Linked DNA regions of Homo sapiens: region 2 is linked to region 1. The links are chromatin loops, found by intact Hi-C in ENCODE. Cell type or tissue: psoas muscle. All regions are shown on one strand. Links, peaks and the distances in the headings refer to the core of each region. The heading gives the core; the rest is flanking DNA.

Region 1 (8,342 bases), core at 245-8,244:
AGATAAGGAACATGGAAGATGGAGGAGAAGGAAGTCATCAACGACTTTAACAATGACAATTATTTATTCAAGAAAATTTTTCCAACCTGAAGGACATTGAGTTTCTTTGTTAAAAGGGCCTACAAATTCCCAGTCTAAAAAGAGAAATGATGGTTAAAAAGAGAAATTATACCAGAGTTCGTCATCATATCTCATATCTTTGGTTAAATAAAATTTTTCAGGTTTTCAGAAAAAAGAAAAGCAAAATGATATTGGAACTAATACAATGCAATATTGCCCAGCAAAGAACAAACTACTGATATATGACTAGCATCAATGAATTTCAAAAACATGTTGAGCAAAATAAGCTAGGCACAAAAGAGTACATACTATATATGATGCCATTTATATGAAGTTTAGGAACAGACAGAATGATTCTGTGGTAATAGAAATCAGAACAGTGGTTGCTTGTAGGTGTAGAGAGGGATTGGCTGGAAAGAAGCATGAGGAATTTCTGGAGGAAATTTGTTATATGTTGATTGTGACATGGGTTACATGTTTGTATATGTTTGTCAGAACTCCTCCAGTTGAACACATAAAAGATCTGTGTATTCACTATATGTAAATTTATCATTGATTTTAAAAATAACTATAAAAAAGGTATTGGTTTTCTCAACAATGGCACCAGTAGTCAGAAGACAGTTTACTGCCTTCACAGTTCTAAGCGGAAACCTACAAGTCTATACTCAATCAAACTATGAATTAATGTGAAGGTAGACTAAAGATATTTTCTGACATTCAGGGTCTCAAAAAATTTGCTACCAATACTGCCTTTCTCAGGAAGCCCCTACAAGTTACCTGCTACCAAAATGAAGAAATAAACCAAGAAAGGATCTTTGGATTCAAGACAAAGGTGGGTCCACCCAACTCTAGAGATGAGAGTCTCCAGCATGATGCTGATGAAAGAGCACAAGATGATAATTTTGCAGTAGGCCTAGAGAGCAATCATTTCATACTGGAGCAGGTTGGAAGACTTGGAGCGATTTCTTCAAGAAGATAAAAATGATAAAATACCTGATACGTGTAAACATCCTGAAAAACAATTTATACAACTAGGAAAGACATTGGGTTGAGTTAGAAATGAAAACTAAGCAAGTAAAAAGAGAATCACTTCAGGGAAAACAATGTAAAGGAAAAGTGAAAAATCACTTACCATAGGCATAATAATGTAATCACTGAAAACTGATGTTACTAAAGTTGTGATTTAATTATAGTGAGAAGATGAGGGATGGGCAGAGTGTTTATTGGGGCAAGAGATGCAAAACAGTGTAACCCTTATTTTCCCTGGTGGAAAGTGAATCAGTAATGCCTAAAACCCTGAAGTAGCATCTTGTACAAATGTTACTTAGAGATTTGTTTTTGTAAAAGCAAAAAGGAACAACTGAAAAAAAAAGTCACAAAAAAAGTAGTTGCATTTGGAGAGTGGAAAATGTGTATGGGGCAAAGGACTTCTGTTTTTTTTTTTTAACAAGTTTTATAAAAATGATTTGATTGTAAATTATATGCATTTAACTTTGATTAGACTGTCAAAACAAAATAAACAAAAATAGAATCAGGGGATCCTGAAAAAGTAACTTGGAAGAATATACACCAAGATGTTAATTGTGATTTTTGCTGACTCATGAGATTACGAGTGATTTTTATTTTCTTTTTCAAATTTTCTGTGAACTTGGATTACATTTGTAATCGAGAGGGGAAAAATAAAAATAAATGTCATTTCCTGTATAAGAAGATGAAGATGAATATGTTAATGTATTCATAAAGTCACCATTGATGTTCAGAAGGGGACCATCTCTCAGAGTGAATTTCGTCTAGCAGAGAAAATTCATTTTGATTGAGACAGTGAGGAGATAGAAATGTATGAGATTCTTAGAAAAATTATGTAGCTGTTAGAGTGCCTGTGTATAGAAATAAATATTGTCTTCATTTAATCTTCATTTCAGTAACTCCTTTGTATAATTTAAAAAACTTTTTAGTTCAGTAGCATAGTAACATTTAATGTATATTGTAGTATTATATATAATACTGTCATTTAAAGAAATACTTGAAAGCTTTAAAAAATTTAAATTTACTGCATCTACTGCCTTTATATTAAACTTTCCCTTTTTCTTTTAACAGAGAAACAGGAAAAGGAAATTGACATCTATGCTAACCTGTCTGATGAAAAGGCTTTCGTGTTTTCAGTCGCCTTGGCAGAAATAAATAGAAAAATTATCAATCAAAGACTTATTCTCTGATACTTGTTTGCAAAATCTGCTGAAACTTCTGTCAGGATAACATCAGCAAATTCTCAAACAGTTATGGACTCTCAGGAGCATTCTGACTGCATCAATAAGGGCCATCGATTGTTTCTTTCTCGCCTGTCGTTTAGCCTGTGCCACACTTCGGGAGCAAAGCTGTGTAGGCTTGGACTGTTCTGGGATTTCCTTGTTTACCAAGGAGTATTGTCAGTGTTTTGTGTTTGGGATATAAGTAAGTGTATTTGCCAACAACAAAAAAAAACCAACAAAAATGCTGGATGGATGTTAAAGGATAAAAAGTGATGGGGTATGGGGTAGGTATGAAAACTAGGGTAATAAGATGCTTGATTGTTTTCAGGTTTGCCACCAGAGATGCAATATTTTAAATACTGTCAGAAAGAGTGATTTTTAAAAATATATATTTCAGATTTTCAGTGCTAACAGATTGCATATATACAGTTCATTTACTTTTATTAAATTGGCAATCGATATTTTATTGAATGGGGAATTAAGAATATAAACTGTAAATTTTGTCTTAAATTGATTTTTTTTCTTGGCCTTTATTTTTATTACTTAAGGTATGAGTTATATTTTAGGAGATACTTTCTAGACAGTTTGAAGTTTGGGTGCTATATGAAGAAAAACATTTAATGATATACTCAGATATAAACACCTTGTTTTCTTGAATGTAATTTATTTATTAGCTAAAAAAAAAAAACAAACTGCTCTCAAGATGGTGCCTGTTAACCTAAACATGAAATATATTTATTACATGCAAAATATTTCTTAGCCACTTTTAAGCAGTAATGTTTTATCTGAATGGATATTTGTTTCTATATCCTGATAATTATTTAAATTGTTACTTTCAATCTGGAAGAAAAAATAAACCTTAATATTGAAACTAAGTAGATTAAATAGTGTGATAAAAGTTTTTTGTTCTGGTGAAGTTTGTGAAATATATTTAAATTCTTAATTTTTCTAGTGTTAAGTCATAATCGTTTATAGTTGATTTATATTAAATGCTTTTGCATTTTGGCATATCAATTTAATGATTAACATATTCAAACTTGGTAATCACTCCCCTTATTTTCAGTCGCTCTTCCCCCAATCTGTTTAGAAATCCTTTTAAAGCCTTCTTACAGAAGATAGTCATCAGTTAGATTTAGCCCCCTTTTAAGAGAATCTCCCTTTCAATTTTAGCCGTAACATTATCAATTTCAGACTTCATCCTGCATCTCCCATCACCTCCTCAAAGAAAAAAGGTCAACATTTTTTCCTACTTTATTTAAATGGTAACCAGCAGAGGGAGCTTAAGAGGTACTCTAGATAGGATAAAGAATTTTCCTAAGGATTCCTTTTCCTTTAATCCCTGTATCTATCTGCAGGTACTACTGCAACTATTTTGTATGCATTTTATTTATTTATTTAGGAGACAGAGTCTTGCTCGGTCGCCCAGGCTGGAGTGCAGTGGCACTGTCTCAGCTCACTGCAACCTCTGCCTCCTGGGTTCAAGTGATTCTTATGCCTCAGCCTCCTGAGTAGCTGTGACTAGAGGCGTGCGCCACCACGCCTGGCTGTTTTTTTTTTTGTATTTTTTAGTACAGATGGGGTCTCAGCATGTTGGCCAGGCTGGTCTCAAATTCCTGGCCTTAGGTGATCTGCCCGCCTTGGCCTCCCAAAGTGCTGGGATTACAGGCATGAGCCACTGCACTCAGCCTTGTGTGCGTTTTAGAGTCTTAACTAGTAGTTTCCCCAATAATGTAATGTGATTTTATCTTTGAAACATACTGTAAGGAAACTTTTGATTTTAAGTAAAAAAGCTTAAAAATGATTAATATCTAAAAATGCTTGTATACATATATATGTCCTCAGAAAAAGCAAGAACAGCTTGTGGAATAAGCACGTCTTTAAGGAATTATCGATGTCAGAGTCTATCCATTTAAAGCTGAAGACCATTACAGGAAAGTCATGTTAAAATATTCATTGGATATGGTAAAGGAGGTACTGGTGGCTGGGCTGGAGCTTGCCGTATAGAAAAGTAATTACTTCAGATCTCATAATGTTAAATTATTGGCTTATTTAAAAATTTCCGTGGCAGAGAGGCAAATTAGGTTTCCTCTGTGACATAACCTATTTAACCAATTTTTCAAAAAATTGTACTCTATGAGCTTTCTTGTTATAAAGCTAAAAAATTTAATTTGTCTAGGCATGTTGTAATGGTCCCAGAAAATATTACTTTGTCACTGGTGTCAGAGAAACCTCTGTCATCAGCAGATGTCCTAAGAGTATAATTATAGTTCTTTACTTAATCCAAAATTTGTTCTGCTCTGATATCTATAAATGATATGATTATTCAAAATACCTTGAAATGATTCCACAATTAGATTAGGTCTGTTGAAGATAACTTATTCTTAAATATGAGTAAGATTAAATAAAAGTAGTTTGAGAGTTGTTACTCCCTGCCTCAACTCCATGGTATTCCAAAATGTTTTTGTGGGCACTTTAATACTTGTAGTTTGATTTTGTTTGTTAGTTTTAGAAATGAACATTTCTTAGATTTTCATGGGTATTTTTTGGCTGTATTTAAATGTAAATGATATAAAAGTAAGGGAAATTGTGCAAATTATTTCTTGTGTAGTAATCAGTGGAAGTGATCAAACAGCTTGAAGCAGTTTATGATGAGAAAATTTAAAATTGCAAATGACCTGAAAATTTAGCCAGTCTATTCTTATTTCTTTAAATTTCAGAAATACTTAAGAAAAAAAAAAAAAAGGTCAGTATGACCTCTGAGTTGCTTCCTAAAAGTAATCAGATAGTGTTCTCCCTCAGATAAGATTTCAAATTGAAAAGTATTTGACTTCTTTAACTCTAGTAATTGCACTTGATTCTCTAATTCTGATCATTAAAATGACTTGGCAATATTTAATTTTGGCTTGCCTTTCAATCTGCATGTTTGTCTTAAATTTAGAAAAATTAAGCTCTTTACTTACTTTTATATAAAGTATTAATTGGCCAGGCATGGTGGCTTACACCTGTAATCCCAACACTTTGGGAGGCCAAGGCAGGAGAGTTGTTTGAAGCCAGGAGTTTGAGACCAGCCTGGGCAACATGATGAGACCGCGTCTCTACAAAAAGTAAAATTAGCTGGGTGTGGTGCTTCCAGCTACTAGGCAGCTGAGGCTAAAGGATCACTTGAGCCCAGGAGTTCGAGGCTGCAGTGAGTGATGATCTTGCCACTGCACTCCAGCCTGGGAGGCAGAGCAAGAAACACCCTGTGTGAAAAAAGTATTGAATTTGTTTGATTCCACTTTCAAAATATGCTCTAGATACAGGTAGTCATTCTGCCAAATTGTGTTCTTCTCTAAAACATTTTGTCCGTCATTCTTTGAAACTCATTCTTAATTATTTCCACTTTACCTTCTAGTTTGGTTTGATGCCTTATATTCTTGCTAGTTAAAAGCATTTTTTCCCTAGTATTTTCTGTCTTTCTAGCCTTTAAGGCATATTGTTGTTAACAAATCTCTTATTTAAGTTAATTAAAGTTTTTTCTGTGCAGCTGGGTTTTTTCTTTTACTACATGACAAGCTTCATTTTTACATTTGGAAGTACATGTATATATGTTTATATATTTTTATTCTCAGGATCTATTTTCTAGGGAACTATTTTTTTAAATTATTCTTTTGTGCTGCCTTAACCCATTTATTATAGTTTGAATATTAGTAGTACTTACTACTCAAAGATTACAACTATACTAATAACTATCCTAACATACAAAGCAGACTCTCCAGGATTAAAAGTATGAGACATATAACAGAGTCTGGAATAGAATAATTCTTTTTACCCCAGTCAAGTATTTGCCTTTTGCATTATTAAGGAATCTGTTTTGTTCTTTTATTGATAATTTCTATATTTTTTTCTTTGCCTTATTGCACTGGTTGGGACTTTTTGCCTTGATCCAGTTGTAGGGGGGAAACATTCAGTCATTAAGCATTAAATAACTTTGTTGTTGTTGTGGGCTTGAAAAAATACCCTTTAGTAGATTGAGGGTAGACTCTTTTATTTCTGCTTGTTGGAAGTTTTCTGTCAGGAACAGATGTTGAATTTTGTCAGATGCTTTTTCTGCATAATTGATAGGACCTTTTTTCTCCCCTTTAGAATGTTCATATGGTGAAACATACTGATAGCTTTTCTTTTCTTTTTTTTTTGACACGGAGTCTCACTCTGTCACCCAGGCTGGAGTGCAATGGTGCGATCTTGGCTCACTGCACCCTCTGCCTCTTGGGTTCAAGCTTCCCTCACCAGCCTCCCAAGTACCTGGGTATACAGGTGTGCATCACCATGCCCGGCTAATTTTTGAATTTTTAGTAGAGATAGGTTTTTACCATGTTGGCCAGGCTGGTCTTCAACTCCTGACTCAGCCTCCCAAAGTGTTGGGATTACAGTCTCGCTCTGTCGCCCAGGCTGGAGGGCAGTGGTGTGATCTTGGCTCAATGCAACCTTGCAACCTCTGCCTCCCGAGTTCAAGCGATTCTCCTGCCTTAGCCTCCTGAGTAGCTGGAATTACAGGCGCACGCCACTACACCCAGCTTCTTTTTGTATTTTTAGTAGAGATGGAGTTTCACCATGTTGGCCAAGCTGGTCTCGAACTCCTGAGCTCCGGTGATCCACCCGCCTTTACAGGCATGAGCCACCGTGCCCGGCTGCATTTCTCTTTTGTAAGAACCTGCTCTGGTTTATTGATATTTTGCTGTTTTTCTGTTTTAAGTTTCATTAATTTCTGATCTTTAGTATTTTCTCCTTTCTTTGCTTTGGGCTTATTTGCTCCCTTTTCTAGCTTATTGTGGCGGAAGCTCAGATCATTGATTTTAAAATTTACTTATTTATTTATTTATTTATTTAATTCAACACTGATCAGAAGGCTTTTTGTGCTTTTCTAAAAAAAGCATTTAATGCTATAAATTTCCCATTTGCTTTATCTCACAAATTTTATTGTGTTGTAATTTTGTGTTCAATTTAGAATATTCTGATTTTTCTTGGTATTACTATAATTTTCAAATATTTAGAGTTTTTTTCAGTTATCTTTCTGTTACTGATTGTAATTTATTGTTTTTTAAAATTATAGTTCTTTGAATAGTTTTGCAGTATTTGCTCTAGGGATTACTATAAACATACTTCACTTTTTACAGTTCACTTAGAAGTCAATATTTTACCAGTTCAAGTGGAATGTAGAAAAATCTTACCACTGTTTACATTCCTTTACCCTCTCCCCTTTATGTTATAATTTTCTTATAAATCATAAGACTTGGCTGGGCACAGTGGCTCACCTGTAATCCCAGGACTGGGAGGCCGAGGCGAGCAGATTGCTTAAGTCCAGGAGTTCGAGACCAGCCTGGACAATGTGGTGAAACCCCAACTCTACAAAAAATACACAAAATTAGCTAGGCGTGGTAGCATGTTCCTGTAGTCCCAGCTACTCAGGAGGCTGAAGTGGGAGGATTACTTGAGCCCAGGAGGCAGAGGTTGCAGTGAGCCAAGATCACTCCACTCCACTCCAGCCTGAGTGACAGAGCTAGACACTGTGTCTCAAAAAATAAAAATAAAAAATAAGACTCATCAGATAATGTATTTTTTCCTTACAACTATCATAGATATTTTTAAGAACCCAAGAGGAAAACAGTCTATCACATTTACCACAATATTTATCATTTGTATTAATCTTCCTTAATTCTTGATGTTCCAAGTTTACATAGGTATCAGTCCTTTTCATCTGGAAAATTTCTTTTAGTGCAGGTCTGTTGACATTTAATTCTCTTATTTTTTCTTCATCTGAGAATGTCTTTATTTTGCCTTAATTCATGAAAGATATTTTTGCTGGATATAAACTACTGTGTTGACAGTTCTTTCAGCCTCCATGGTTTCTGATGAGAAATGTGCAGCCATTAAAGTAATATTTCCCCTGTATGAAACATGTTATTTTTCTCTGAGTATTTTCAGGAATCTTTGTCTTTGGTTTTTATTGGTTTGATTATGATGTGCCCGGGTGTTTGAATTTATTCTCTTTGG
Region 2 (8,342 bases), core at 175-8,174, 89 kb after region 1:
GAGGGCAAGTTCCAGAAAATAAACATGGTGCCACATGTAAGAGCAGGCCACTCATGGAAAACAGCTGGGCTCTGGTGACGGGCAGGCACCCAAAACCCATGATAATGCAGGAAACCGCACTCCGTGGGGCCGGGCTGGCAGAGACACAGGTTCTGGCTGTGAGGTGGACTGAAAACGTCAAAAACAACCTCCATCATCTGGCACACAGGTCATTCAGCAGTTTTATTTAGCAAATTGTTTTTTGCCAAACTGGCCTGCTTCTTGGGCACAGTGTCTTTCCAAGAGGATCTGTGGGGGTTTTGCAGGTTAAGGAAGCATATTCCATGCTGCAGAATAAATAAATGTTTGTAAAGACAAAGGGAATGCTAATTTCCCCCCAATACAAACTATAGAAAATAAAGTTGGTTTTCAGCAGGGACATGGCTCCTGGTGCAGTGGAGGCACATATTTGTACAATTCTCTGATATCAGGATCTCCAGCAAGAGGGACCAGGTTTATCCCAGGCCAGGCAGTGAGAGCCATCAGTGCATCTAAATAGTGACATGTCCAGGGTTAAGGCTGGAGACACAATGGAAATTATCTTAAACATTTTGGGAGTCCCCTGACTCCCAGTCCAGTGCTCAGACTAGAGTCAGAGCACAAAAGATCCCATTTCATCAGATCCTTTGGCAGAGTAAGAGGATGCCTTCCCCGAGCCCTGTGAGGATACGGTCTCCTATTTGACCTTATGGCCATAGACAGACTTGAGCTAAGAATATGAAGAGAGCGTTTTGATGGATATTTTGACAGCTTTGGGGTGAATGTCTCAGTTAGCTATTGCTGCAATACTGCTGTGTAACAAACCACCCCAAAACCAGAGGCTTAACATGACAGTAATTTATTCCCATCCACACATTTGTGATTTAGCTGGGGGAGTGGTATGCTGGATGCAACTTTAACTAGTACTTACTGTATTAGCTCATGATAAGGAGTTTTGTAATCCAGTTGTTAAACACAGCCATTAGTAAGAATTAAATTCTGTAAGTTTACAAATAAAGAAATTATATTAAAATAGAAGATACTAAATATTCAGACTCCATTGCTTCCTAACTATGCTGCTGTGCTCTGTGCTTGAGGTTGCTTCTGCCCATCGTGTCTCTATGGTGGAAATACTTGAGGGGGGTGCCACTGTGCAGCTCTTCCCACCTTCGTTCAGTGACGTCATGATAATACCTTGACATTGACCATGGTGAAATTGGTATCTACACCACAGAAATTGCAAATGCTACAAATCAGGGCTTTAAAACAACAACAAAAACAAATAGATGATTGTGAAGCATTTACCCACATACCCCTGACTGGGAGTCGCTGATCTAGACTGGGCACAGTTGGGCTTGAATCCAGGGTGCAGGTCAGTGAGGGTGGGTCTGCTCCGTGTGCCCTCATTCTCATGGTGATGGTGAAGGAGAGGACAAGCTCTGATGGCCTAGGTTGGCATGGGCCCACTGTCAGTGGGGGTGATATATTACACCTCTTGTGGAGGGAACTACAAAGTCACATGACACGAGGTGTGGCTGTGGGGCACGAAGAGGCACTGGGAACAGTAATGCAACTGGGGAGAGTGGCTTTGGGGGCTTCTCCTTGAGGGGAAGGCTCTTCCCTTAGTTGGAGTTCGGCTCCTGATCCTTGAGTCCTGGGTCAGCTGCTGGGCAGGGGAGGGACAGGTGCCAGAGGAGCGCTTGCCCCCCGAGGCCCAGTCCTTCAACCCCCGTCACCTTGCTGCTCTTTCACTGGATGGGCTCAGCTGTGTTGGCGCTGAGTCTTTGTCTGCCTGGCTCTCAGCAAATTTGGAGGAGAGGAGACTGCTCTCTGAAAGCTGATTTAAAGGAAGCAGGGCATATTGGCAGAATGTTCATTTTATTTATTTTATTATTGTTATTCTCAATTGCCTCATCTATAAAATGGGGACAATAATCCTACCTATTTCATAGGGCTATTGGGAGGAGGGAAAGAGATGCTATACATGTATAAAACTTTTAGCATAGTATCTGGCAAATAAAGTGCCCATGAAATTTTAGCTAGAGACTCTTTTTCTTCAAGAGTGATTCTAAAACACACTGTTTGCCCCCCTTTCCCACTCAACCGTTGACTCTCTTCCTAGCCTTAAACTTCATGTCCAGAACTTTTTCTAATTTTTTATTTTTGGAATTGTGGTTAAAAAAATACATAACATAAAAGTTACCACCTAGTGTCCATCAGTGGATAAAAAATCTGGGGTGTATATATGCAGATGAATACTGTTCAGCTTCAAAAGATAAGGGAATCCTGTCATTTGCAGCAACATGGATGACCCTGTAGGGCATTATGTTAGGTGAAATAAGCCAGGCTCAGAAAGACAAGTACCACGTGATCTCACTTAGGTGTGGAATCTAAAAAAGACAAACTCTTACAGGCAGAGAGTTGGATGGTGGTTACCGAAGACAGGGCAGGTGGCACTGGGGAGACGTCTGCCAAAGGATACAATATTTCACTTAGAAAGGAGGAATAAATTCAAGAGAGCCATTGTACAACATGGTGATTATAGTTAATGTATTGTATACTTCAGAATTGCCAAGAGAATAGATTTTAAGTGTTCTCACCACAAAAAATAAGTATGTGAGGTAATACTTATGTTAATTAGCTTGACTTAGCCATCCTACAATGTACACATGTATCAAAGCATCATATATACCGGCTGGGTGTAGTGGCTCATGCATGTAATCCAGCACTTTGGGAGGCTGAGACAGGCAGATTGTTTGAGCTCAGGAGTTTGAGGCCAGCCTGGGCAACATGGTGAAACCTCATCTCTACAAAAAATACAAAAAATTAGTCAGATGTAGTGGCGTGTGCCTGTAGCCCCAGATACTCAGGAGGCTGAGGTGAGAGAATTGCTTGAGCCTGGGAGGCAGAGGTTGCAGTGAGCCGAGATCTTATCACTGCACTCCAGCTTGGGTGACAGAGTGAGACCCTGTTTCAAAAAAAAAAAAAAAAGGCATCATATATACCATAAATATATACAATTAGTACATTCTCGTTGTTGTGCAACCAATCTCCAGAACTTTTTCATCTTGCAAAACTGAAATTCTATACCCATTAAATAATAACTTCCCATTTTCTGCCTGCCCCTAACCCCTTCCTAATTTCTGTTTCATAAATTTGACTACTGAAAGAAGCAAATGCCTGGAGGAGGAAGACTGTGGTTTTCTGATTCTATCGCTGACTTAGAAAAGCCAGAAGTTTGGGGCCTGGGATCTGATTATTCCCCAGTAATTCACAGGTGTAATGTGGGTGTGGAGTCCAGGCCATATGGCTGATGGGAAGTGGGGAATGTCTGCATCCCACCAGAAATGAGCCCCAGCACCACATCTCCCAGGCCTCACCCCATGCTTCTTTGTACCCTCCCCTTCTCCCCAGGTACAAGCCTCGAGAGAAGCTGAAGGTGAACTTCGGCACTCCTGAGTTCCTGGCCCCAGAAGTCGTCAATTATGAGTTTGTCTCATTCCCCACAGACATGTGGAGTGTGGGAGTCATCACCTACATGCTGTGAGTGCTTAGCACCCTGGCTCTGAAGTGGGGACAGGGGTCATTTGTCTTCCTTTGGGTAATCTTAGAAGCAAAATTTTGAGCACAAGTAGTCTATTTGGGAGGTAACCCCAGGAAACCCCAATAGAGGAATAGGGTAGTGAGATGGGGAAGGAAAGGAGCCAGGGAAGGGTATGTTATCAAGCCAGTTACCATATTTACAAGGCAGTCGTATTTCCAAGTTATAATTTTAGTAGGTTAATATTGAAAAAATTGAGATGTGCCGATATTATTCCCTGGAACAAAGGTCTAAAGGCCTGTTTCTCGGTGAGGAAGGCCTACTTGGGCTTCAGCAGCTGTATCAAAGTTATGGGTTGAGCTGGGCATGGTGGCTCATGCCTGTAATCGCAGCACTTTGGGAGGCCAAGGTGGGAGGATTGCTTGAGCCAAAGAGTTCAAGACCAACCTGGGCAACATAGGGAGACCCTGTCTCTACCAAAACCAAAAAAAATTAGTTGGGCATTGTGGTGCGTGCCTATCGTCCCAGTTACTAGGGAGACTGAGGTGGGAGGATTGCTTGAGCCTGGGAAGTTGAGGCTGCAGTGAGCCATGATCATGCCATTGCATTCCAGCCTGAGTGACAGAGCAAGACCATGTCTCAAAAAAAAAAAAAAAAAAATTATGGCTTGAGCCATTGAATTTTTTGGTACTGAGACATAAAAGTAATAACTGAAAATAACAAAGGTATTCATCGAGAGTAAGGCCCGATTGTGGGCAACTGGAGTTTCATTCTGCTGGGGAACTCCAGAATGCATCATGGAATACCCCCTGAGAGTTATTTCATCTAGGGGGTATTTATACACTAATTCTTACCAGTTATTCCTTGTGGACTAATGGAGATGGGGTGGAATTGATTTCCTGATACTTCTGGGTGGGTAAAGCAAGCTTCAGCTGGAGAGAAAGCCCTCCAGCAAAGACATGCAGGTGCTTTGGTACAAATGGAGCTGGATCATGCCTATAATCCCAGCACTTTGGGAAGCTGTGGCGGGAGGATTGCCTGAGCCCAGGAGTTTGAGGCTGCGGTGAGCTATGATTGCACCATAGCACTCCAGCCTGGGTGACAGAATGAGGCACTGTTTAAAGACAAAACAAAATAAAAACCCAAATGAGGCTGGAGTGCACCGAAGGGGTAAGGGGGTGGGGGGCAGGGCAGGATACCCTTTGTGGCATCATTGAACCCCTGTGCTCCCTGTTTTCTTCTCTGTCTGGCTGTGGACTTCCCGTGGCTGCTTCCTCAGAGGTAAAGTCATGTTTTACTTCTGGTCTCCTGATTATTGTGTAACTGCTGCGCACTGTCCCTGCACTCAGATATGGGAGCTGCGCCAGGCTGGGGAAGTTCAGATCCCTGAGGCTGGCCGTCAGGGTGTCCTGATTCTCTATCCTCCCTCAGGCGGGAACCTAATAAAGCCCATTTTCCTTTGGCTTGGGGCCTGGGTAGCATCTAAATAAGCCTGGCTGTCTCAAGGACATGGAAGGCTATTTCTATTTCTAAAATTAAATCAATGTGTACTTGATAACTGGGCATACCAAGTTGGGCCCTAATTTTACTCTTTACTTCAGGAATGAGGTGGAAAGAGGTGAGCACAAGAGGGGACTTATTCCAAAAATTCTTCTTGCCTCCAAATTTTAAATCCTTCCGCTTCCTCCCTTTAATGAACACACTGGACTCCATCCTGTGGAGAAGTAGTGGAGGTGCTTTTATTTTGAACCCTCTTGGTTCTGGCTAGGTCCACTTGAACTCTGTAAGCTTCTCTATTCTGCCAATGCATGTTGGCAAATGTGGCCTCCACCTACTGATGGTCCTTTCTCTCTTCTATAGACTCAGTGGCTTGTCCCCATTTCTAGGGGAAACAGATGCAGAGACCATGAATTTCATTGTAAACTGTAGCTGGGATTTTGATGCTGACACCTTTGAAGGGCTCTCGGAGGAGGCCAAGGACTTTGTTTCCCGGTTGCTGGTCAAAGAGAAGAGGTACCTTTCATTGCTTGTCACTCATGGGCCCTTCTGATGGGGACCCCAGGTCTGGGAGCTGGGCAGGACTGCTGACCGTGAAGGTCCTTCTTCCTGTGGACAAATTCCATTCAAGATTTCTTAGTTTGCTACTTCTTTGGAAAAATAAAGGGAACAGAGAAAGGGACAAAGGAAATCAATGAAACAACAAACAAGTAGGGGCATAAAATATAGTTTTAGAAAGAAGCATATGTAGATTGGTCCTATCTGCAAGTTATCAGTTGTCATAGGCTAAGGTTGAAGAAAAGAACTGAGATATGCAGATGTTATTTCCAGAATAAAGATCTGAATACCTTGTTTCTTGGTGAAGAAGATCTATTTAGGCTTCAGCGTCTATATCAAAGTCATGGGTCAAGCCATTTGAGTTTTTTGATACTCAGAATAAGGTAATAACTGGACATAACCAAAGGTATTAACCACCCAAGGCTAAGGCCCAGGAGTCTGGGCTCTAAGACAGCTTGTATTTCCCTGACTTTTACAATTTTGTTTCTTTCTGACTGTGAAAAGTTATGTGAGAGGAAAAAAAATTCTAAGTCAGATGAACAAGTTGGCTTTATACTCTGGAAGGAGAAATGAGCTTCCTTCAAATTTCCTGTTCTTTTGCTTCTTTAAGAGCAATTCCAGGCATAGCTAGCCTTCCTACTGCCCTGCCTCAACTTCTCAGCCCCCTCTGGGAAGTGGTTCCTCCCAGAATCACTGGAATATGTTCCCCCTATAGAGGTCAGAGAACATTTTGCTGACGACCTTCTGGCACTTTGAAGGAAGGGAATTTTAGACACAAGGAGTTCCCTTTTTGGTACATGGCATGAATCTGCCTAAATGATTAATCTGTTCCACTGACTCAGGCTTCCTACTCAAGTGAACAGATTTTTGGATGAGAAAAGGCAACTCCAACTAAAAGTCTTAACTGCTCTTTGATTTCACAGCTGCAGAATGAGTGCCACACAGTGCCTGAAACACGAGTGGCTGAATAATTTGCCTGCCAAAGCTTCAAGATCCAAAACTCGTCTCAAATCCCAACTACTGCTGCAGAAATACATAGCTCAAAGAAAATGGAAGGTATTTGGTTTTTCTCTTAGTAAAGGTGGAATTTGTCATCCTAATCTGTCCTTGGAAAAAACTGTAGCTAAGTTTCCTTTTCTTTTTTTTTTTTTCTTCTTTTTGGGTTTGTTTTTATAGACAGGGTCTTGCTCTGTTGCCCAGGCTGGAGTATAGTGGCATGATCATGGTTCACTGTAACCTTAAATTCCTGGGTTCAAGCAATCCTCCCACCTCAGCCTCCTAAGTAGTTGGGACTACAGGCATGTACCACCATGCCTTGCTAACTTTCATATTTTTTGCACAGACAGGGTCTTGTTAAGTTGCCTAGGATGGTCTTGAACTCCTGGCTTCAAGCACTCCTCCTGCCTCAGCCTCCCAAATTGCTGGCATTACAGGCATGAGCCACTGCACCCAGCCTGTAGCCAGGGTTTTACTTACATTTTGATTCTAAACAGAAAGATTATTTAGGGGGAAAAATCTCTCTCATGTCAAAAGCTGCTAGCTTGATTTAAAAATGTCACAGAGCAAAAATAACTGGCATAAAACTTACATTTGGTTTGTGCTTATATGGACACTTGAAGTGACAGAATGAAGCTTAAGCATATGTTCTCAGTGGCAATCATCGTGAAGCTCCTGAACTAACTGCTTAGAGCTTGAGGCCTGATTCTTCCACATTTCAGAAATGGGAGATAAGAAAGGCCTGTTAAACTTTTAAAACTTTATAATTTTGTTTACAACAGAATTCTTTAGTCCCATGGACATAAAACCTATCTTAAAAGCAATTGTGATCCAGGGAAGTGGCTTCCAACAATTTAATATGGACTTAGATCCTCACTGGGGATCCAAAAGCACAAACAAAACCCTTTATGTATGGAGCCAGTACACAAGAATACCTATACATGTACACACTTACCGGGAAACACACAACAAAAATTTGACTCAGGCGTGGTGGCCTGCACCTATAGTTCCAGCTATTTGGGAGGCTGAATGGGGAGGATCACTTGAGTTCAGGAGTTTGAGGCTGCAGTGAGCCGTGATCACGCCAGTGTACTCTAGCCTGGGTGACAGAGGGAGACTCCCATCTCTGTTTAAAAAAAAAATCACAACATTTTCTCTAACAGAATATGATGTATTCTGATATTTTCTATTCTGTGCCACTTGGTTTTATTTTTTAAATGCTGTTCACAACCCACCAATTTGATTTCATGACCCATTGCTCGGTTGTGAATCACAATTTGAAAAACACTGTTCTATCAAAGCATGATGTAGGCTGATGAAAAATAAAAATAAGACACTGTTCTAGGGTGCTCCATTTTTCATGTGAAAAGGGCAGGATAAACCTGGGTAACCTAGTGAGACTGTATCTTTACAAACAAGACAAAAGTTAGCTGGTCGTGGTGGTGGTTGCCTGTAGTCCCAGCTACTTGGGAGGCTGAGGTGGGAGGATTGCTTGAGCCCAGGAGGTAGAGGTTGCAGTGAGCCAAGATCACGCCACTGCACTCCAGCCTGGACAACAGAGCCAGACCCCATCCTGACCCCCCTACCCCCTCCCCAAAAAAAGAAAAAAAAGAGGGCAGGATGATGTATCTTCCCACTTCATATTTACTCCCAACATGCCCCTGAAAGTCATGTGACTATTCTATAATTATTTTAGAAACTTGTTTCCCTTTAGGTATCAGATTTAAACCAA

What was found. Peaks named below come from ENCODE experiments on the same cell type or tissue, not always from the same donor. Only the 100,000 strongest peaks of a DNase experiment are listed, where the experiment ranks them.
Region 2: a loop joins it to region 1, with 2.5 times the contacts of the local background. A loop is called at or near these places in 3 of 110 quality-filtered maps.

Annotation. Positions count from the first base shown.
Region 1 is chr16:46,796,886-46,805,227 of GRCh38, reverse strand. C16orf87 (chromosome 16 open reading frame 87) reads left to right here. Exons shown (of 4, transcript NM_001001436.4): 4 at 2,158-8,342. The coding sequence ends at 2,276. Among named protein-coding and RNA genes, the nearest start is that of C16orf87, 30 kb to the left of the region's middle. In psoas muscle, for the core only: a CTCF peak has its summit at 3,588 (motif pointing right); no DNase peak of the experiment used is centred there; H3K27ac peaks cover 1,183 bases.
Region 2 is chr16:46,707,867-46,716,208 of GRCh38, reverse strand. MYLK3 (myosin light chain kinase 3) reads left to right here. Exons shown (of 13, transcript NM_182493.3): 10 at 3,433-3,561; 11 at 5,420-5,572; 12 at 6,538-6,670. Among named protein-coding and RNA genes, the nearest start is that of ORC6, 22 kb to the right of the region's middle. In psoas muscle, for the core only: no CTCF peak of the experiment used is centred there; a DNase peak (open chromatin) is centred at 4,918; H3K27ac peaks cover 4,380 bases.